2 separate regions of the Homo sapiens genome follow, and region 2 is linked to region 1. The links are chromatin loops, found by intact Hi-C in ENCODE. Cell type or tissue: ovary. All regions are shown on one strand. Links, peaks and the distances in the headings refer to the core of each region. The heading gives the core; the rest is flanking DNA.

The links. A loop is a pair of places that touch in the nucleus more often than their neighbours do. Peaks named below come from ENCODE experiments on the same cell type or tissue, not always from the same donor. Only the 100,000 strongest peaks of a DNase experiment are listed, where the experiment ranks them.
Region 2: it touches region 1 in a loop (9-fold over the local background); 3 of 110 quality-filtered maps call a loop at or near these places.

Annotation. Positions count from the first base shown.
Region 1 is chr5:178,833,535-178,846,424 of GRCh38, reverse strand. It overlaps the pseudogene LOC100129457. Among named protein-coding and RNA genes, the nearest start is that of ZNF354B, 20 kb to the left of the region's middle. RefSeq lists a silencer at 6,763-7,057. In ovary, for the core only: no CTCF peak of the experiment used is centred there; a DNase peak (open chromatin) is centred at 6,849.
Region 2 is chr5:180,662,082-180,673,217 of GRCh38, reverse strand. It overlaps the pseudogene LOC100420514. Among named protein-coding and RNA genes, the nearest start is that of LINC02222, 16 kb to the left of the region's middle. In ovary, for the core only: no CTCF peak of the experiment used is centred there; a DNase peak (open chromatin) is centred at 3,320.

The DNA of each region.
Region 1 (12,890 bases), core at 2,427-10,426:
CAATGTTCCACGTACATTTTTTTTTTTTTGAGACGGAATCTCACTGTGTCACCCAGGCTGGAATGCAGTGGCACAATCTCGGCTCACTGCAACCTCCACCTCCTGGATTCAAGCGATTCTCCTACCTCAGCCTCCTGAGTAGCTTGGACTACAGAAGTGCACCACCACGCCTGGCTAATTTTTTTTGCATTTTAGTAGAGACGAGGTTTCACCATGTTGGCCAGGTTGGTCTCAAACTCCTGATTTCAGGTGATCCACCCCATCGGCCTCCCAAAGTGCTGGGATTACAGGCATGAGCTGCCACGCCTGGCCCCATGTACATTTGAAAATAATGTGTGTCCTGCTATTTTTGGATGGAGTGTTCTAAAAATACCAGTTAAGTTGGTTGCCAAGCTCTGTTCAGGCTGCCTTTATTTTTACTGAATTCTGGCTAGTCTCTCATTCAGTTAGTGAGAGAGAATGTTGAAATGCCAGCTATAATCGTGGATTTGTCTATTTTTCTTCTCAGTTCTTTCAGGTTTTGCCTCAAGTACTTTGAAGCTCTGTGTATGAAGGTGTGTACACATTTAGGATTATTAAGTCTTCTTGGAGAATTGATCACCTTTTCACTTGTAATGGCTCTCTTTATCCCTGATTATTTTCCTTGTTCTGAAGTCTAATTTGTTGGAAGTAAATACAGTGACATTAACTTTTTGGTTGGGTTTGTATGTACAGGGGAGTAAACGATAATTCCCCCTTTACCCTTCTGGTTCCTAGCTGGGATCCCTGTAAACAAAAGACAAATTAACAAGAAAAAAACAGAAGTTTAATAACATGTATACCTCTTATATACATGGGATATCCAGGGAATGAGTAATTCTCAAAGAGGTGGTCTAGGACCCCAGCTTATTTATATAGATTCTTCTTTTTCTTTCTTTTTTTTTTTTTTTTTTGAGATAAAGTCTCTCTGTCGCCTCGCTCAAGTGATCTGCCTGCCTCAGCCTGGCCCATGGTGTGAGCCACTATGTACCATATATAGATTTTTTTTTTTTTTTTTGAGATAGGACCTTCCTCTGTTGCCCAGGCTGGTCTTGAACTCCTGGCCTCAATCGATCCTCCCGCCCTGGCCTCCTAAAGTGCTGGGATTCTTCAATCAGCTAGGCCTAGATTCTTCAACTAAAACAAAGAAAAAAGGGTGTGACGGAGGCAAGTTATGGGGCCCTAGTGGAAGATAGAGGCTGGTTAGTCAAACGTGTTATGCAAATTCCTCTGGTTCCATCTCCAGGCTGGTAAGGGTCTACAGTCATCTCCAGTGACCAACCTTTGTCCTTCTTGGTATAGAGGGGAAGGACATCTTTGTAAATTTATGTCTTGCTTTCTGGCAGATGGGGGGAGGGGAGAGAGCTTTTCTTTTACTCATTTCTTCTCAATTGCCTTCAGCTGACAATAATCCTTATGTCAAAGCAGCCTATTTTGGGGGGGCATGTTCTGCCACCCTTCGCATGGTGACTGCAACCATGAATGTAATGGCTTTTCTGAGTTCTCTGGGTCCTCGTACTGGATCACTGAACACCCTCTTACCCAGGCTGGAGTGCAATGGTGCGATCTCGGCTCACTGCAACCTCCGCCTCCCTGATTCAAGCAATTCCTCTGCCTCAGCCTCCCGAGTAGCTGGGATTACAGGCACATGCCACCATGCCCAGCTAATTTTTTGTATCTTTAGTAGAGACGGGATGTCACCATGTTGGCCAGGCTGGTTTTGAACTCCTGACCCTATATTTTATTCTAAGAGTTATATAGTTTTAAATCACTTATATTTAGGTAACTGATCTACTTTGAGTTAATTGTTGTATGTACTATTAGGTAGGGTCCTAATTTTCTTCTCTGAATATGTTTTAAGATCGGGTTGACAGGATATGATGGATTGAATGTATATGTGTGAGAGAAGGATTCAGGGATGTCTCCATGGTGTTCGAGCACTGGGAGGATGTGATTGACTGATAGGGAAGATAACGAGCTCAGTTTGAATCTTCTGAGATGAAGATCATTGCTATCAGGAGACATTTAGCTATGAGTCTGGGGTTCTGTGTAAAAGGCTGGGCTGCAGAGTAGGGAGTACTAAGTGTACAAACAGTAAGTAAAGCCATGACACAGGGTGAAGTCACTATAAAGCTGAGAGTGAGGAGGAGAAACCAAAGGAAAAAAATTAACAGTTTAAATATAAAGACTTTGAGAACTCTAGCATTAGGAAGTCACAATCTAGGGGAGAAAGAGTGACCAGTGAGGCAGGAGAGGAATCAGGAGGGTGTGATGTCTTGGAAGGCAAGTGCAGGAGTGTTTCAAAGGGAGGGAGGGATCATCTGTGCCACATGATATGGAAGGATCAACTCAGATGAGGACTGAGAATTCACCATTGGATTTAGCAACGTGGGAGCAACTGGTGTTTTAGATTAAAACTCTTGGGGACAAGGATCAGAAGTTTGATTTGAGTGTGTTCAACAGTCAGGTGGTGGAGGGATGCTGGATACACACTGAGATTTTTGTAAAAGAAAAAGAAGATATTGGGTGGTAGTTGATGAGAAAAGTGGGTAAACTGAGGCTATTTTTTAAAAAGATGGGAGTTAATGTTTGTATAATGAAGTGAAAGAATCCAGTGGGAAGTGAAAGAGCGATGGTGCAGAAGAGAGGAGACAGTTGCTGCGACGGTATCATAGAGTAGGCTAGAAAAACGAGGTCACTGAAGACTCGGAAACCTGCTTTTTTACACGTCCCACAGATGGTTTTATGTACCAGCATTTTGGAACCACTTATAAACCAAAAACAAAAGTCTAAGGCCCCTCAACCATCTTAAGACCCCTCAGCCAGGGCTCTTAAAATGTAACCTGAGAGACTGGTTCAGGCCATCTTGGGGAGTGGGAGTCAGACATGCCTCTACACCCCTCCAGCATTAACATCAACACAGACATTAAGTCTGGTAAGAAATATTTTGCAACCTATTCTCTCTGAAGCCTGCTAGCTGAAAGCTTCATCTGCATGGTAAACCTTTGGTCTCCACAACCTCTCATCTTAACCCAGACATTTCTTTCTGTTTGATCCCAGGTCTTTAGACAAACTCAACCAATTGTTAACCTCCGCCTCCTGGATTCAAGTGATTCTCCTGCCTCAGCCTCCCGAGTGGGTGGGATTACAGGCTCCTGCCAACACGCCTGGCTATTTTTTTGTATTTTTTTTTAGGAGAGAAGGAGTTTCACTATGTTGGCCAGGCTGTTCTCAAACTCCTGACCTCGTGATCCACTCACCTTGGCCTCCCAAAGTGCTGGGATTACAGGCGTGAGCCACCGCGCCCAGCCTATCCCAGGAATTTAAATATTTATTTACTCCAACCATTTTCTTACATTTCTAATTATCTTATAAATATTTACACCTATGGATTCCATATGCTTATTATTATTGTATAGATAGACACAATTTATTTTCTGAAAATTACTACTACTAGTACCAGCAGAATGTGGTAGATGCATAGATGTGCTGCCTGGACCCTCCTTGGGGAGGACTTGCTGTCCAGTTGTGGGAGTTTGTTTAGAGCCTGGCTGGCTGCTTCAGGGTATGCCTGAGCCAAAGAGAGCACCCCCAGCGTTCAGGGCCTTCCCTGGGGAGCCCCCTCAGGTGCCTGAGGCCTGGGTATAAAGATCTGGCCATCTCTTCTTGGCCCAGCCAACTCTGAGGGGGCGATGCTTGTTCTGGCATCCTGGCTGGCTGGCAGAGGTTTTGCTGAGCCTGCAACGGTTTTGACTTCTGCCCAAGCCTGTTTCTGCTTGCTTTTTTCATGGGTTTATCCCTAGTAGGGTCCCTTGTACGCCTCAGGCCCTCCACTGCCTGCTCTGGATCACCTGGCCTACGACACAGAGTGCACATATTATTTCAAACCCTCATTTTACTTAATTTACCAATATTTTGTAAAGCCATTTCAATGACAAAATAGTCGTTTTACTACTTGAATAAGGATCTTAATGTGTTTAAACAGTTGCGTATTTTCTTAATTTTGCTACGATAACGAATGTTTCTGTTTAATTCTTTTTTACTACTCCTTTTTACACTTTATACAGAATCACAAGTCTTTTTCTGGGGTTGGGGGGTGGCAGTGTACGTGTGCAGGGGTTTGGAAACTTTGTGGCTTGGCCATGGATCTCATGGCCTGAGAGCCTCCTTAGTTTCACGGATGAGATTGGCCCTTGTGGAGTTCGAGTCCAACCCAGAACAAGGAACCCTGGGTCTCCTCCAAGTGCTGCAGCAAGCTGGCCTGGGGTCCCCCAAAAGGCAACCAGAGTCACGCCCAGGATCACCCAGTCTGCAGCAGGGTGCAAAGGTTTGGGGGTCCCCCACAAAGGCAGCCAGAGCCAAGCCCAGGGTCCCCCCAGCATCAGCAAGATCTACACCTTATACTATAAGACTCTGTATATACTTTATACAGTCTTACAAATAAATTCCTACAAGTGGAATAGCTAGATCGAAGTGTATGCATTTGGAGAAAGACTTTTTTTTTTGACACATGACACATTTTGCTTGTTTACTATGTTTTCTCTCCATCAGAATGAAAGCTCATTGAGGGGAGGGACTTTGGTCTATTGTCTGTATTCCCTGGTGACTCGAATTGTACCTGTATGCAACAGACACTCAATAAATATTTTCTTTGTAGACTGGGTAGACATGAGTTAGATCTTTGATGCTTCTGAGGAGTCTGGTTTGGGCAAGAGGGTGCTAGGGAGAAACTGCTCCCTGCAATCTCCCCATTTTCATCTTTCAGTGTTGAAAAGTGGGGAGGAGGTGGATTCAGTTTGCTCGAAGACAGAGCCAGTGGGGCGCAGAGGTGCTCAGAGCAGCCTTTGGGAAAGTGTAGGGGAAGCTGGATTCCTGACTGCCAGCCTTTGGGCCTGGGTTGGACCTAGGACCCTGAGACAGGACATACAACATCTGTGGGAGTCACCTGCTAGTCGCCAGCTCACTGAGGAACCGAAGAATATACTGTTCTTGGTCTGAAGGCACTTGGAGAAGGAGAGGAAGAAGGGAGGGGGCTGAATCTCTTCTCACCCCCATCTCTGCCAGATCCCAGACCCCCCTGGGCCTCTGTCCCACACAGACCAGCCTAAAAGACGTCAAAGGCCCAGGAGCCCTGGCCAGGGTGGGGGTCACCATTTTGCAGCCATAGGTTTGGAGTGCTGACTCCAGCAGAGGCATCTGGCCAGTGGCTTGAGGTGCTGTGTCTGACATGGTTGCTGGCCATAGAGGGCCTCGGGGCCGTCCTGAGCTCAGACCTTGCCTGCTGGCTGCTGGGATGGCTGCTTCTGCAGCAGGGGCAGGGTGTCCCGCTTCTCAGTGGAGCACAGCTGCTGTGTCCTCACCAGCTTGAGCTTGGTGGGGCTTTGGATCACTTGGACAATCTCTGCCTTCCACTCGTTCTATAGGTGATGTTTCAGGTTCTTGGGCCCAGCGCTGTTTCTTCTCCTGGCAGTGCCTTTCCTTCTCCTCCTCCAGGTTAGGGGCAGAATCCTTGGCAAGCTTCCTTTCCTGCTGTTCCTTCATCTTCCACTGCCAGGATGTGTGCAGGGGCTTGTCCTGAACCATCTGGGATAACTTTTTCTTGCAGTAGTCCTTCCACATCCTCCCGCAATGTGGGCTTCCCCTTCTGGATTATAGGAAACTCCTCCTCCTCCTCCTTCGACTTCTTGGATACTGGAGCCTGGACTGAAGAACCTTTTTCCTTCTTTGCCCCATGGCCGCCTGTTACCTCTCCCCAGCTAGAGGCAGCTTGCTTGGCTCCTGCTGACCCCAGCAGGGAGCCAGGTGCCTTGGGTGTCAGCTCCCGTACTGGCCGTGACGGCTCTGAACTCGGCACCTGCTGACTGGGGTAAGGCTCTGGTGATCCTGGGCCCGGGTATAGGTGCTCATGCCACCCCCACCCCCCGAGTCAGCTCCTCTGGACTCTGGGCCCACTCGGAGGCTGGTTCTCCCTGGCCCTGAGAACACCGTGGTGCCTCCTCACTTGGCTTTGGCTGACATTGTGGGGATTTGGAGCTAGACTCTGGCTGTCTTTGAGGTGACTCCAGGTGTAGATCTTGCTGATGCTCGGGGGACCCTGGGCTTGGCTCTGGCTGCCTTTGTGGGGGACCCCCAAACCTTTGCACCCTGCTGCAGACTGGGTGATCCTGGGCTTGTCTCTGGCTACCTTTGGGGGGACCCCAGGCCAGCTTGCTGCAACACTTGGAGAAGACCCAGGCTTCCTTGTTTCTTCTGGGTTGGACTCAAACTCCACAAGGGCCAATCTCGCCCATGAAACTGAGGTGAGACTCTCACGCCATGAGATCCACGGCCAAGCCACAAAGTTTCGAAACCCCTGCACACGTACACCGCACCCCCTGCCCCACCCCAGAGAAAGACTTTTGATTCCTAGTTCCCAAAGGCTCTCAGGGACCGGGCCTGGTGGCTCATGCCTGTAACCCAGCACTTTGGGAACTCAAGGCTCGAGGATTACTTGAGGATAGGAGTTCGAGACCAACCTAAGCAACATAGTGAGACCCTGCCTCTGCAAAAAAACAAACTACCCCTCAAAAACAAAACAAAACAAACCAAGAAACCTCTCCCAGGGCCAGCACCCACTTTCCTTTCTCCTCTGGCAGTGTATGGCAGTGCCAGTTTCCGTGTGCCCCCGCCAGCCCTGAGCATTATCTATTTTTAAAACGTTTCCCTATCTGAGAGGAAAGACATTATTCCATTGCTCTAGTTTGCCCATTAGCCCTGCACACCCCCAGCCACCTCTGTGATTTGCCTGCTTGGGTACTGAATGTCACCAGCCTTAAGGTTCTCCCGTCACTGAGGCCAGCATGCACTGACCACCAGGAGGCACTGCTCCCCTGCCAATGTCCTCTGGTCGCACCTGCTCCAGGACACTCAGCAGCTGCGTTTCTGAGCCAAGGCTGCAGAGTTCCACACTGGCTTTACAATCAGTAAAGGGCATCAATACCCTGAGGCGGGGACTCAGGTTTCTAGGATGTTGTTGTCGCCTCCAGCTCGATTTCAACTATGGTCAGTTGGAGCCAGGGTGGGGAATCTGCAGCTTGCAGAGGGGACTACTGCGCCTCCTGCCTGAGGCAGGCTGGAGGGTGGAGGCGGGCTGGGGGGGTCGTTGTCCTCGCAGCGTTTAAGGCGAGTCTGGGACAGGACCCCACCACCCCCTCCAGATCTGTGGCATCCTCCAGGACTCCAGCGCAGGACGCGCTCCAGGAGCCTTGCTACTTCAGGGCCTCCAGTGGGCGCAGTCGCGGTGCCCGCCCGGCTCCTTTATCAGAAAGGGCGTCTGTGGGATGTGGAGCCGGGAGGCTCCTGGATCACGTCATCTCTTGCTCCTCACAGATATGCAAGGGAAAATGGAGGCTCCCAGGGCCCGGTTAACTCGCTCTCTTGACAAAGAACGTCCTGGACCGGACTCCAGCCAGGCCCCTCTGAGCCCCGTTCTCCACCAGGCCCCACCCAGCCTTGGCCTATGGAGACTTCAGCAAACACTAACAGTTACCAGCGCTGGAGGCCACACCCCTCAGATAACGCGGGCGCCCCTTAGTTGCCTGCCTGAGAAAACTGGATGCTGCCAAAGGGATGTAGTTTGTTCTGGCTGGCACCTGGGACAAGGCCTCTGTCTCCCGTCCCTCTGGGAGGATGACAGTTTCCAGACCGGGAGCAGCACTGGGGCCAACAGCACTCAACCAACCCTTTGCAATTTGTCACCTTCCTGACTCTACTGAGCGCCCCCCAACCCCTTCCTTATTCCCTCATTCTCCCTTTGAAACTCAAAGTCACCTCTACAAATCCAAGTTCAGTCCAGCTCAGGCTGGATTCTTCCCCAGTGCAACAGTTGGTACTGATGAAAATCTTCCCTTACCCCTGTAATTGGAGACTGATTTTGTTTCTCTTTGACATGTGGCATACTGAGTGGTAGAGTCAGGATCCAACCCACTTCTGCCTGAACAACGCCCCTCTCCCTCTTTCAGACCATCCTCCAGCTTCTACTTGATCCCCCCCTTCAACCTGTAAATCTCAGTCACCAACTAGAATTGCTAGCCACCAGCTGGAATCGCTAGCCACCAGCTGGAATCGCTAGCCACCAGCTGGAATCGCTAGCCACCAGCTGGAATCGCTAGCCACCGACTGGAATCGCTAGTCACCGACTAGAATCACTGCACCAGTTACTTAGAGCAACAACAACAACTTACTGGAAAAAGATTTATTTTTTTGTTGTATTTTGTGCTTTTTCTGCCATGTTTTGCCCAGGCTTTGTTTGCCCATCCTCTGATCCTCTATTAGGATATTAAAAAAATTAATATGCCTTTTTTGAACAGTTTTAAGTTTATAGAAAAATTGAGCTGAAAGTACAGTTTCCACATACCCTTCCCCTCACGGTTTTCTCTTTATGAACATCTTTCTAAGTATGGTACATATTCAAATTACTGAGCCAATATCAGTACATTATCATTCACCAAAGTCCATCTTTTATGTTAGGGTTTACTCCTTGGGTTGTACGTTTCATGGATTTTGACAGATGCATGATGACGTGTATCCACGATTACAGTCATACAGGATGTTTCACTACCCTAAAAATTCTTTATGCTGCCTAGTTTTGCCTTTTCCAGGATGTCATGTTTGGAGTGATTCAAGTGATTCTTCTGCCTCAGCCTCCCGAGTAGCTGGGATTACAGGCACCCACCACCATGGCCAGCTAACTTTATACATATATATGTGTGTGTGTGTGTGTGTGTGTGTTTAATATATATTTTTAGACAGAGTTTCACTTTTGTCACCCAGCTGGAGTGCAAAGGCATGATCTCGGCTGACTGTAACCTCCACCTCCCAGGTTCAAGTGATTCTCCTTCCCTAGCCTCCTGAGTAGCTGGGATTATAGGTGCTCACCACCACACCGGGCTAATTTTTGTATTTTTAGTAGAGATGGGGTTTCATCATGTTTGCCAGGCTGGTCTTGAACTCCTGACCTCAGGTGATCCACCTGCCTTGGCCTCCCAAAGTGCTGGGATTACAGGCATGAGCCACCATGCCTAGCCAACTTTTTGTATTTTTAGTAGAGATGGGGTTTCACCATGTTGCCCAGGCTGGTGTCAAACTTCTGACCTCAAGTGATCTGCCCACCTCAACCTCCCAGAGTGCTGGGACGACAGGTGTGAGCCACTTTGCCCGGCCCAGCAATTGACTCTGTCGCCCAGGCTGGAGTTCAGTGGCGTGATCTCAGCTCACTGCAACCTCCACCTCCCGGGTTCAAGCGATTCTCCTGCCTCAGCTTCCTGGGTAGCCGGCGGCCTTGCTTCTCACTGGCCACTGTAAAATGCAGTTCGGTCAGAAATATAAACTGCTCCTGACTGGTTCTATTCTTTCCACATGTTCCATATCTTTTCCTGGTCCTGTTTTTGTAGTTTCTGTTTGTTTTACTATATATGGTCATTACTAATCTTTTCTTTTTGCAATTATAACAAACTTCTGTAGGTGGTAAAGTATGCAGTAGGATGTGAGCTCAGTCTTTACTGAATAAGAAGAGGAAGGAAACATTAGCCAGGTGTGGTGGTGCACGCCTGTAATCCGTAATCTTAGCTATTTGGGAGTGGTGCCGAGATTGCACCACCGCATTCCAGCCTGGGTGACAGAGAGAGACTCCTTCTCAGAAAAAAGAAAAAAAAATATATATATATACACACACATGCACATATATATGTGTGTATATACATATACATACACACACTTATATGTATGTATATATAAATCTTCATGACCTTGGATTTTGCAATGTATTCTTAGATACCACATCCAAAGCAAGAGTAACACAAGAAAAAATAAGTTGGACTTCATCAAAATTAAAAACTTTTTTGCATCAAAGGACATTATCAAGAAAGGTAAAAGACAAGTACTACAGTCTGAAGGGTTATGTTTCTCCAAAATTGCTGAAATCTTCACCCCCAATGTGATAGTATTCAGAGGTGGTGTTTTGGGAAGGAGATTAAGTCATGATGGCTCTGCACTTACGAATGAGATTAGTTCCCTTATAGAATAGGACCCAAAGAGCTTCCTTGCCCCTTCTGCCATGCAAGGTTACAGTGAAAACACAGCCATCTATGATGGAGCAGGCCCTCCCCAGACACTGAATCTGCAAGTGCTTTGATCTTGGACTTCCCAACCTCTAGAACTGTGAGAAATAAATTCCTGTTGTTTATAAACCACCCAATCTATGGGTTTTATTATAGTAGTCCAGACAGACTAAAACAACCACCTAAGCACGAGAAAAAATATTTGTCAAGCCATGTATCTGATGATAATCTAGTATCCAGAATATACAAAGAATACTTATGACTCAAAAACTAAAAGGCAAACAACAAATTAAAAAATGGGCAAATAATTTGAATAGATATTTCTCCAAACAAGGTATACAAGCTATATATGTGTATGTGCATAAATATAAGTATATATATATATGTATATGTGTACATAGATATATGTAGTATACAGCATCACTAGTCATTACGGAAATACAAATCAAACAACAACAAGGTACTATTTCACACCTACTAGGATACAATCAAAATAAATGTAAAATAACAAGTGATAAATATGCGGAGAAACAAATCCTTTTACATTGCTAGTGAGAATGCAAAATGGTTCGGATGCTTATTCTCTTCTTTCTTTTAAGAATGTGTTCTTTACCATTCTATTCAATGGCTTACATATCTGCATATTTTCTTGGGCTGTCTACATGATATACAAATATTTGGACACAGACAGAAAAATAAATCGCTCATCTAAAAGCTTTTCAATCTGACACATAAATTTAGTTTATTTGAAAACGGAATGTTCAAGTGTTACAACTTTTACTATGGTTCACGTTTGTTAATATTTGCTAATATCCTAAAAACAAAAACAAAACCCCCAAAATAATTTGATTTTATAATGTAAACATCTGATGTCTGAATTAATCAATAAAATATTTTTTGTGTTTTAAATAATTGTATTCTATTGTATTTTGGTGCTGCGTAATTTCATAATAAATACTAGCCGATGCTCGTCAGAGGTAAACTAGTGAATTATCATCCCGTTAAGATAAACTTTGTTTCTGCTAAGAAACATCTTAATTTAAATTAGGAATTTAATGTAGGAATTTACTAAATCAAGTACTAAGATTTTATTTCTCTTACTCAATGGAGAATATATGTAAAATTCAAATACATTCAATTACTCAATTTATTCTTTACTATCATGAGAATATAGACAGCATATTTTACACAGAGCATAACAAAGCTTTACCTTCATTGAATTACAAGTAAAATATATGTATATGTAAATAAACATATATAATTTAGATATTAAATGACAGAATTCACTTATTTACCTGTGCGAGATGGAATGTGATTCTAGCAATCATTCCAGGTACAATAACTGGTTGAAAATGGGACATGGGCTGGGCGCCATGGGTCACGCCTGTAATCCCAGCACTTTGGGAGGCTGAGGCGGGTGGATCATGATGTCAGGAGTTCAGGACCAGCCTGGCCAAGATGGTGAAATCCTGTCTCTACTAAAAATACAAAAATTAGCCGGGCATGGTGGCGGGTGCCTGTAATCCCAGCTACTCGGGAGGCTGAGGCAGGAGAATCACTTGAACCCAGGAGGCAGAGATTGCAGTGAGCCAAGCGCTACTGCACTCTAGCCTGGGCGACAGAGTGAGACTCCGTCTCAAAAAAAAAAGAAAAGAAAATGGGACATGAAGTAAATTGATATGATTAAAAGAAACTACATCAAGTGAATTCACTATAATGTCTCCAAGCAAGGCAAGACCACCCTCTTGAGATAAGGAATGAGAGGCTACTTATTTTGACCAAGTTAGCTCAATGATTTGGGGAACCAAGGACTACATGGATACTCATTTTGTTCCCCCACCCACCCCCGCCACCACCAAAAAAATACTTGAGAACCCATTATTTCCCAATTCATGCTTCTACTTTCACATAAAAGTTGATACTCCAAAATCAACTTAAATTTTATTAACCAAATACAATCTTCCTAAAGACAAAGAGAAACATTTCACAAGAGTTAAGCCAACAGAAAGATAGGGAATATGAAACAACAAAGAACATCAATAAACCAAAATTAAATGTTTGGAAAGATAACAAAATTGGCAAATGTTTATTTAGGCTAAACAAGAAAAAAAAAGAAGAGAATCAAATTACTAAAATCATCAATAAAAAAGAACACCATCACTGCCAGTATTACAAAACAAAAATGATTAAAAGAGAATGCAATGAAAATCTTATGCCAAAAAAATTAAGATAGCCTAGATAGAATGGATGAAGTCCTAGAAAGAGACAAACTAAAATAGAGTAAAAGAGAAATAGAAAATATAAATAGATCTACAGAAGGTTAAAAGATCAGATAGTAATTTTAAAAACTTACAATAAAAATCCTATCTCAGGGAGCTTCCCAGGTGAATTCTATCAAACACTCTGAGAAATTAATATCAATTGTTCACCAACTGTTGCAGAAAATAAAAGGGGAGAGAACACCTCCCAATTCATTTTATAAAGCCAGGATTACTCTGACACCAAAACAATATCACAAAACAATGTAGACCAGTATCTTTCATTGTTTTATAAAATCAAACATATTCAACAAAACACTGCCAAATGAACTCCAGCAACATATAGATAATGCACTACATGCAAATGTGTTTTACCCCAGGAATGCACCATTAATATTTGAAAAATCAATGGATGCAAACACCTCATTAATAGAATAAAAAACAAATATATGAGCATCTCAACAGAAATAAAGCATTTGAGAAAAACCGTATTTTTTGCAAACCTTCTCTCCCTCCC
Region 2 (11,136 bases), core at 99-8,098, 1.8 Mb before region 1:
GAGATCGAGACCATCCTGGCCAACATGGTGAAACCCCATCTCTACTAAAAATACAAAAAACTAGCCGGGCGTGGTGGCGGGGGCCTGTAGTCCCAGCTACTCGGGAGGCTGAGGCAGGAGAATGGTGTGAACCCGGGAGGCGGAGCTTGCAGTGAGCCAAGATCACACCACTGCACTCCAGCCTGGGCGACAGGTGTGACTCCCTCTCAAAAAAATAAAAAATAAAAAATAAAATAACACTCAGGGCTGGCGGGGGCACACGGAAACTGGCACTGCCATGAACTGCCAGAGGAGAAAGGAAAGTGGATGCTGGCCCTGGGAGAGTTTTCTTGGTTTGTTTTGTTTTGTTTTTTGGGTTTTTGTTGTTGTTGTTGTTGTTTTTGCAGAGGCAGGGTCTCACTATGTTGCTTAGGTTGGTCTCGAACTCCTATCCTCAAGCAATCCTTGTGCCTTGAGTTCCCAAAGTGCTGGGTTACAGGCGTGAGCCACCAGGCCCGGTCCCTGAGAGCCTTTGGGAACTAGGAATCAAAAGTCTTTCTCTGGGGTGGGGCAGGGGGTGCGGTGTACATGTGCAGGGGTTTCGAAACTTTGTGGCTTGGCCGTGGATCTCATGGCGTGAGAGTCTCACCTCAGTTTCATGGGCGAGATTGGCCCTTGTGGAGTTTGAGTCCAACCCAGAAGAAACAAGGAAGCCTGGGTCTTCTCCAAGTGTTGCAGCAAGCTGGCCTGGGGTCCCCCCAAAGGTAGCCAGAGACAAGCCCAGGATCACCCAGTCTGCAGCAGGGTGCAAAGGTTTGGGGTCCCCCCCAAAGGCAGCCAGAGCCAAGCCCAGGGTCCCCCGAGCATCAGCAAGATCTACACCTGGAGTCCCCTCAAAGACAGCCAGAGTCTAGCTCTGAATCCCCAGAATGTCAGCCAAAGCCAAGTGAGGAGGCACCACGGTGTTCTCAGGGCCAGGGAGAACCAGCCTCCACGTGGGCCCAGAGTACAGAGGAGCTGACCCGGGGGGTGGGGGTGGCATGAGCACCTATACCCGGGCCCAGGATCACCAGAGCCTTACCCCAGTCAGCAGGTGCCGAGTTCAGAGCCGCCACGGCCAGTACGGGAGCTGACACCCAAGGCACCTGGCTCCCTGCCGGGGTCAGCAGGAGCCAAGCAAGCTGCCTCTCCGCTGGGGAGAGGTAACAGGCGGCCATGAGGCAAAGAAATGAAAACATTCTTCAGCTCAGGCTCCAGTATCCAAGAAGTCGAAGGAGGAGGAGGAGGAGTTTCCTGTAATCCAGACGGGAGGCCCAAATTGGGATGGGTGTGGAAGGACCAAAATCTGACTTTTATAACATTTCCATTCGCCCAAAAAGAAAACTCAATGCCCGTTTGCACAGTCAGTCCTCATTCTCACCCACAGGCCCTGGTAACAACAAATGTACTGTCTGTCTCTATAAATTTGTCTTTTCTGGACATTTCTTACAAGTGGACTCTTACAGGCTGGGCGCGGTGGCTCACACCTGTAATCCCAGCACTTTGAGAGGCCTAAGCGGGACGATTGTTTGAGCCCGGGAGTTTGAGACCAACCTGGACATCATAGCAAGAACCCTGTCTATACAAAAACATAAAATAAACAAATTAGTCAGGCATGCTGGTGCACACCTGTAGTCCCAGCTTCCAGGGAGATTGAAGTGGGAGGAAGTTGAGCCGGGGAGGTCGAGGCTGCAGTGAGGCATGATTGTGCCACTACACTCCAGACTGGGCGACAGAGCAAAACTCTGTCTCTAAAAACAAACAAAAAACATAGTACATTCCTTGGAGGGAAGCCAATAGATTGTACAGGAGCAAGAACCTCTTTCTCATTCACCCCTCTATCCTGAGTGCCTGCCATATAGGAGCAAGATAAATAACTACAGAATGAATAAGTAAATAAGTACATGCACGCAGCACTCCACAGAGAGGCTGGCTCGCAGTCAGCATCCGTCCAGCACAACCACCATGACTGGAGCTGCCACCTGCTCTGAAGAGAGGTTCTCTTCTCTGGTACAAGCATCCCACCACAGGTGGGAAAGAAGAAGACTGGCCCTCTAGCCACACCGAGGTCGGCACGGCTTTTCCTGTAACTACGCTCTAATTTCTCCTGGTGTGCTCTTATTTTCTATATGTGTAAATTATGTGAATTTAAAATTGCATGCTAAAGCCGCTCATAAGGCCTCACTTTGTGCACAATTTTTGAAGATAATATGTCTCACTTCAAATTTTTTTAAAAAAATTATTTGGAGGAGTGATCTTAAAGATGACAGGTCTTAGGCGTATAGACACGTGAATTTAAAATTGCATGCTAAAAACCGCTCATAAGGCCTCACTTTGTGCACAATTTTTGAAGATAATGTGTCTCACTTCAAATTTTTTTTTTAAATTACTAGGAGTGATCTTAAAGATGACAGGTCTCAGACGTGTGGACACATGGCACAACATGGCCACACGGTGTCGCCATGGAAGCAGTCAGCAAATTGTTGGCACCGTTCCTTCCTCAGTATCTTCAATCCTGGCAGCTGTGTCCCAGCACCTCACTTCTGCAAGTGCTTTCCGTGGGCACACTGCTTTTTGGCGCTTATCACAGTGAGAGATGGGCATGCTTTAAGTAGCAGCGCCAGTGCCAGAGCTGAGAAACTCAAACAAGTCAATGTCTGAGAATCTGTGAGGTAGAAGACACAAGGTCGTGGAGAAAATGAAAGACGGTCTTCAAGTGGAAAGGTATGACACACACACACACACACACATACACACACACATACACATACACACATATACATACACACACACATACATACACACACACACATACACATACACACATACACATACACACATACACACACATACACACATACACATACACACATACACATACACACATACACATACACACACATACACATACACACACATACACATAGACACATACACACATACACACACATACACATAGACACACACATACACACACATACAATACACATACACACACACATACACGCACACACACACCCCCCTAAGTGAAAGGTTAGTTTTGATAAATGTACATATAGAATTGTGTAGGTTCTTCAGAAACACATTGCTTCAAATAAAATGGAACCATCTTGAACCTTTGGCGCATGGTATCTGACTCTGTCCCCAGAGCCAGGAAGAAGGACTCAAACCTTGTTTCCCACAGAGCCCTGGATGGTTGAGGATGGGCTCCTATCCCCAGGGGGGCCAATTTCAGGAGGAAGGAAGTCAGTCACAGGCGTGCCCTGAGTTGTGGGGATGGAATGAGGTTGGGCCGTGGGGTGCTGTCTGAGTCTTCCTCTTCCTTCATTCAGAGGGGCACCCTGAGCCCGGGCCAGCAGCTGCCCTGACCACAGGGCAGATGGCTCAACTGGCAGGCCCCCAGATTCATTCCTTGTAGCCTGCCTGCCTCCCTTCCTCCCTTCCTTTCTGCTTTCTCTCTTCTTTCTCACTGGAAGGGATTACACTGCCCCTCTAGTTCTGTCACTTGCCTTTTTCACCCAACGATAGCTCGTGGCCATCTCCCCACCTCAGTACCCAAAAACCAACCAAATTTGCTCCACGGCCATCTGAGAGTCCGCTCTGCGTAGTCTATTATGTGACCAAAGCCCTCCTGGGGCTTTTTCCTCTCTCACATCAATGTGGAGGTTTTGACATTTACACACTACAACTCAGAGGCACAGAAGTTCTTTGTCCATCAATGAATGAAATTGCTGTCAACACTATCCCTCATTTCCACAGATAGTGTCAACAAACAAACTTCTGCCTACAGTTTGTTCAGCTGTTTCTAGATTAGATCGCAGCGCCTCCCAGGATAGCACGGGCTCCCTTGGGTCAACGGCTGGAGTGTCAAGGTTCCCCCCACCCTCATTGTCTCCCTGCCTCTCTGAGTGATCCCAGTCTGGACGTTGCACAGGCTCCCCGAAGTTCACTCTCCAGCACCAGGAAGGATTGGGGTCTCCTCTGTCTTTGGCCATTCCAGTGTGGCCGGTCTGACGTTCTGCCAGGTGTGTGCTGTGGGGACTGGCCCAGAGACCCCTTTCCAGCCTGCCCGGCCTGCACTGAGCAGGGCTTTCTCTGGGAGGCCTCCTTGGGCCTATCGCTGTGGCCATTTCCCTTGGCCCTCAAATGTCTGCTGTCCATGGGGCAGGTGCTCCAGCCGTGTGCTGGGTGTGGGGTTCTGTGCAGTGCTCACGTGATAAGCCTCAAACACACAAAGCACTGCCTCCACAGCCTGAGATGTCCTCCGCCCGCTGTCACACGCCTAGTGTCTTCCTGGGCCAAGGCCCAAGTACTGGGGACACAGAGTCCCTCAGACGACCCAGGCCTCATCTGCCTGCTGCTAGGGTCCTGTCTCGTTCTCTTCTTCCTGTGTCCCTATGGCACGCACAACTTTCCCAGGGGAAATGGCTCTTATGCCATAGCTGCTTCCTTTCCCACTTCATGCCTTCATTTTGTAAACTCTGTGGTCTGAGTCCTCCAAGCTTGACTTTTTCGGAGTTCAAAGCAAAAGTATTTCTTTGTCTACCACCAAGCACTTGCAAATCAAAAGTCTTCCAGTTTTCAGGATGTTTGCTCTGCTCTGCATTTCAGAACATTTAATCTGAAATTCACAGTTGAGTCATTCATCCTTTGTGATCCCCCTTCTCTTTCCCACCCTCCAGCAGGCTAACCTGGGCATGCTACATATGGCAGTGGCAATGTCGTAAGATTGTAAAGGGACAAGGTCTTCACATCGTCACTTTTGCTGAATTAAATTAACATGGCTAAGAGGCCGTTTCTTTTTCAAAGGGAGGAGAAATTGACTTCAATTCCTTTTTTTTTCTTTTTTTTTTTTTGAGATAGAGTCTCTCTCTCACCCAGGCTGGAGTGTAGTGGTGCGATCTCAGCTCACTGCAGCCTCCACCTACTGGGTTCACACAATTCTTCTGCCTCAGCCTCCCGTGTAGCTGGGATTACAGGCACCCGCCACCACGCCCAGCTAATTTTTTTGTATTTTTAGTAGAGATGGGGTTTCACCATGTTAGGCAGGATGGTCTCGAACTCCTGACCTTGTGATCCACCCACCTCGGCCTCCCAAAGTGCTGGGATTACAGGCGTGAGCCACCGCGCCCGGCCCCTGACTTCCATCCTTAACAGGAGAAGCTACAAACACACATTGTAAAAGTGCATGAATATAAGGAGAAGTGAGGCATGGTGGCCATCTTTGCCATCTACCACATTAATAGAAGAGAAAAAATAAAATAAAATAAAATAATAAAAAACTTGATGGATCCTTAAACTGTAAGAAAGAAGGAATAAATGAACCACAGAATGATGAAACAAATAGAAAACAAATAGTAATATGGTAGATGTCAACCCAAATATATCAGTAATTACATTAAATGTAAATGGACTAAAGTCAAAGATTGTCAGTCTGTTTTTCTTAAGCCAAGAGACATTTTAAATATAAGCATACAGCTACAGCCAGTTATGCTATAATACTTGTTTTAAATATTAGGGCCAGGCATGGTGGCTCATGCCTATAATCCCAGCACTTAGGGAGGCCAGGGCAGGTGGATCACCTAAGGTCAGGAGTTCAAGACCAGCCTGGCCAACATGGCGAAACCCTGTCTCTACCAAAAATAGAAAAATTAGCTGGGCGTGGTGGTGGGCACCTGCAATTCCAGCTACTTCGGAGGCTGAGGTAGGAGAATCACTTGAACCTGGAAGGCAGAGGTTGCAGTGAGCCAAGATTGCACCATTGCACTCCAGCCTGGGTGACAGAGCAAGACTCCGTCTCAAAAAAAAAAAAAACAAAACAAAACAAACCGTAAAACAAAAATTAGCTGGGCATGATGGCAGGAGCCTGTAATCCCAGCTACTCAGGAGCCTGAGGCAGGGGAATCACTTGAACTTGGGAGGCCGAGGTTGCAGTGAGCCGAGATCGTGCCACTGCACTCCAGCCTGGGTGAAAAGAGCAAAACTCCGTCTCTAAATAAATAAATATTGCCATTTTATTCAATGCACTGACATATTGGAGGGAATTTGAGCATAATGTGACTTTTGCATTTGTTCATACACGATTTCATTTGCAAAACACACCAAGTGCATGCAGAACATTATGCCCAGTCCAGCTGCTCAAGCAACGTAGAAGTGCGCAGAAAGCACACGCGCACACTTCCAGCTGGGTGTGTGACGAGCCACAGCCGTGCACATTTGGCCGGACAAACTTCCACCCCACCCAGTTTCAGACAACCTCCCTTCCACCACCTCACGGTAAACCATAAGCTACAGCCCTTCCAAAACCACTTTAACAAGCAGCCTTGAGGTCTTGTACAGGGTAAAATGCCGCATTGATTGTAGTGTTTATGTAGTTCTTAACTATTTAACCTGCGTAAACTGTGCTGTCAATTTCTTGGCAACAACTTTATTGAGATATAATTCACATACCGTATACTTAATGTGCCTTTCAGTATATTCACAGAGTGCTGCAGCCATCAGCACAACTGAACTCCTGACCCTGTGATCAGGAGAATGTTTCTGCCACTAGAAAGAAACCCCACACTCTTTAGGTAACACTCCCTCATGCTTCCATCCCTCCCCCACCCAAACCAATAAACAACCAGTAATCTACTTTCTACGTCTTTTCCCACTCTGGACATTTCATACAAATGAACTAGTATAATACGTGAGTTTTTTTGAGACTGGCTTTTTTTTTTTTTTTTTTTTTTTGAGACGGAGTCTTGCTGTGTCGCCCAGGCTGGAGTGCAGTGGCGCCATCTCAGCTCACTGCAAGGTCCGCCTCCTGGGTTCAAGCGATTCTCCTGCCTCAACCTCCTGAGTCGCTGGAACTACAGGCGCCCGCCACCACGCCTGGCTACTTTTTTTTTGTATTTTCGTAGAGACAGAGTTTCATCACGTCGCCCAGGTTGGTCTGGAACTTCTGAGCTCAGGTGATTCGCCCACCTCGGCCTCCCAAAGTGCTGGGATCACAGGTGAGAGCCGCCGCGCCCGGCCCTGACTGGCTTCTTTCAATTAGCATGATGTTTTCAAGATTCCTCTGTTATACCTCATTTCTTATCATGTGAGAATATTCCACCGTGTGAATACGCCACGTGGTATTTATCATTCACTAGTTGACGGACATGTGAATTGTTTCCATCTTTGGGTTATTCTCAATAATGCTGCTATAAGCATTTGTGCACACATTTCTGTGTGGACCTACATTTTCATTTCACTTCTCCTGGATCTACGTATGCCTGTGAGGGAAATTGCTGGGTCATATGGTAACTTGATGTTTAACATTTTGAGGAAGTGCCATAATGTTTCTAAAGTGACCATACCACTTACCACTCCCACCAGCAGTAGATGAGAACTCTTTGATTTCTCCACATCTTTGCCAACAACGTTTATTTTCCATTGTTTTGCTTATGCTCATCCTAGTTGGAATAAAGTGGTATCTCGTGGCTTACATTTGCATTTCCTTGGTGGATAATGATGCTGGGCATCTTTTCATGTGCTGATTTGGCCATTTGCACATCTTCTTTGGAGAAATTATTAAGATCCTTTGCCCATGTTTAATTGGGTTATTTGTGGTCTTTTTATTATTGACTTGTAACTGTTCTGTATAGATTCTAGATAAAGTTCCTTATCAAACATTTGATTTGCAAATATTTTCTCTCATTCCATGGTTTTTTAAATGTATAATGTCCTTTGATGCACAAAAATGTCTTAATTTTGATGTCTAACTTATCCGTTTTTTCTTTTCTTGAATATCCTAGCTAAGCTTCCATTGCCAAATGAAGATTTACTACTTGGCTTTCCTCAGAAGTTTATATTTTCATTTTTACATTTAGGCCTTGAGTTAATTTTTGATCCATTTTGAGTTAATTTTTGTCTATAGTGTGAGGTAAAGTTTCAACTTCATTGCTTATGGCTATCCAGCGGTACCAGCACCAGTTGTTGGAGAGGCCATTTCTTCTCGTGGTGAATGGTCTTAGAAGCCTTGTTAAAAATAAAATGACCAAGTAGAGAATTCTGGGAAGATGGAGGAGCAGGAAGCCTGAGAAATCTCTCTCCTCACCTAGACAATAATACTCACAGAATCTGTCTGTTGTAGCTATTTTGGAACTCTGAAGTCCATTGAAGGCCTGCAACTTCCAGGAAGACTCGGATGGTACATTGTGGTTAATTTTGGTCAGTGAGCTCTTAGCATAGTTGCAGCTGCCTGTTCCCCACCTCTCATCCCCACAGCAGGCAACTGTGCACGTTCCTGGAGCAGCTTACAGATCGATGACAGGAGCCAGGGTAGGTATGAGAGACCCTGTCCTCCAGATATTGAGTCTCTGTTCTGATCACTGATTGCTTCATCTGATCACAGAAGTGCAGACAAAGAGGCAGCAACCCTTGTTATTGCACTTTGCACTTTCTCCTTTTTTCTTTTTCTTTTGAGACGGAGGCTCGCTCTGTCGCCCAGGCTGGAGTGCGGTGGCGCGATCTCGGCTCACTGCAACCTCCGCCTCCCGGGTTCACGCCATTCTCCTGCCTCAGCCTCCTGAGTCGCCGGGACTACAGGCGCCCGCCACCACGCCCGGCTACTTTTTTGTATTTTTAGTAGAGACGGGGTTTCACTGTGTTGGCCAGGATGGTCTCGATCTCCTGACCTCGTGATCCGCTGGCCTCGGCCTCCCAAAGTGCTGGGATTACAGGCCTGAGCCACCGCGCCCGGCCACCTTCTCCCATTGTTACAAGCCCCTCCCTTGCTGGTAAAGTGACTTCCAGGGGACTTAAAGGACTGGTGACTTTTTCCCCCTTAATTTCTCTCTATTTCCCCTTCTTGGAGCCAGACAATAAAAAGTAGGACATTCAAAAGCAACTGCATATACAGGGGAAATTAGAAAGCTACCAAGCATGCCCAGGGGAAGGCGTAGTTTCAGAAAAGGCCTGAGAAGACCTTAAGGTTACACCTCAAGCTGGTCCTTAGCTCCAAGACAGTCTACAACAATTCCAAAAAAACAAAAAAGCAAAACACAAACAAATACAAAAGCAAAAAACAGCAAACCCTGGAGAAAGGGGAAATTCTGATTTTCAGAGTCACTAAAGTGTTAGATTCAAATGTCCAGTTTTTGACCAAAAAAAAAAAAACAAAACCAACAAGAGTATACAAAGAAACAGTAAAGTATGGCCCATTCAAAATAAAAAATAGACCAACAGGAACCATCCCTGCAAAAGAGCTGGGAGAGGATCCACTACACAAAGACTTCATACCAACTGTCTAAAATATGTTCAAAGAGGCCAGGCATGGTGGCTCATGCCTGTAATCCCAGCACTTTGGGAGGCCAAGGCAGGTGGATCATGAGGTCATGAGTTCAAGATCAGCCTGGCCAAGATGGTGAAACCCCGTCTCTACTAAAAATACAAAAAATTAGCCGGGCACGGTGGCAGGCACCTGTAATCCCAGCTACTCAGGAGGCTGAGGCAGGAGAATTGCTTGAACTCAGAGGGCAGAGGTTGCAGTGAGCCAAGACCGGGCCACTGCACTCCAGCCTGGGTGACAGAGTGAGACTCTGTCTCAAAAAAATATATATGTGTATGTGTGTGTGTGTGTGTGTGTGTGTGTGTTTTCAAAGAACAAAAAGAATCTGTGGAGAGGCCGGGTGCAGTGGCTCACGCCTGTAATCCCAGCACTTTGGGAGGCTGAGGCGGGTGGATCACCTGAGGTCAGGAGTTCGAGACCAGCCTGACCAACATGGTGAAACCCCATCTCTACTAAAAATACAAAAATTAGCTGGGCGTGGTGGCACACTCGCCTGTAGTCCCAGCTACTCAGGAGGCTGAGGCAGGAGAATCGCTTGAACCTAGGAGGCAGAGGTTGCAGTGAGCCAAGATCGTGCCATTGCACTCCAGCCTGGGGAACAGGGTGAGATTCTGCCTCAAAAAAAAAAAAAATCTGTGGAGAAAGTCAAGAAGATGTAAGAACTAAATGGAGGCCCAGGCGCGGTGGCTCACACTTGTAATCCTAGCACCTTGGGAGGCCAACGCGGGTGGATCACGAGGTCAGAAGATCCCGTCTCTACCAAAAAAATACAAAAAATTAGCTGGCCGTGGTGGCGGGCACCTGTAGTCCCAGCTACTCAGGAGGCTGAGGCAGGAGAATGGCGTGAACCTGGTAGGCGGAGCTTTCAGTGAGTCGAGATTGCGCCACTGCACTCCAGCCTGGGTGACAGAGCGAGACTCTGTCTCAAAAAAAGAAAAAGAACAAAATGGAAATGTCAATAAGGAAATAGAAAACCTAAAAAGAGCCCCCCAGAATTCTGGAACTGAAATGCACAATGACTGAGAAGAAAAATTTACTAGAGACGGTTTTCACTATGTTGACCAGGCTGGTCTTGAACTTCTGACCTCAGGTGATCCACTTGCTTCGGCCTCCCAAAGTGCTGGGATTACAGGCATGAGCTACCGTGCCCGGCCTACATTTTTTTTTTTTTTTTTTTTTGAGACAGAGTCTCTCTGTCACCCAGGCTGGAGTGCAGTGGCACAAACTTGGCTCACTGCAACCTCCACCTCCCAGGTTCAAGAGATTCTCTTGCCTCAGCCTCCCAGGTAGCTGGGACTACAAGCGCCCAACACCATGCCCAGCTAATTTTTTTTGTATTTTTAGTAGAGACGGAGTTTCACTATGTTGGTCAGGCTGGTCTTGAACTCCTGACCATGTGATCCACTTGCCTCAGCCTCCCAAAGTGCTGGGATTACAGGTGTGAGCCACTGCTCCTGGTAAACAAAATTTTTAAATGACAGAAGTAAGTCCCTCTTTATCAGTAATTAAGTGTAAATAGATTAAATGCTACAATCAAGAGATTGAAAGGGTAAAAACATGATCCAATTATATGCTGTCTACAAGACACTCATTTTAGATCCAAAGATACAAATTTGAAAGTGAAAAGATGGAACAGGATATTCCACAGAAACAGTAACCAAAAGATTGCCCGTGTGGCTATAGTGATATCAAACAAAATAAACTTTGAGCCAAAAATTGTTAGAAGAGACAACAAAGGACATTAGATGTTGATTAGAATAATAATAATAATAATAACAATAAATGTGACTGGGCATGGTAGC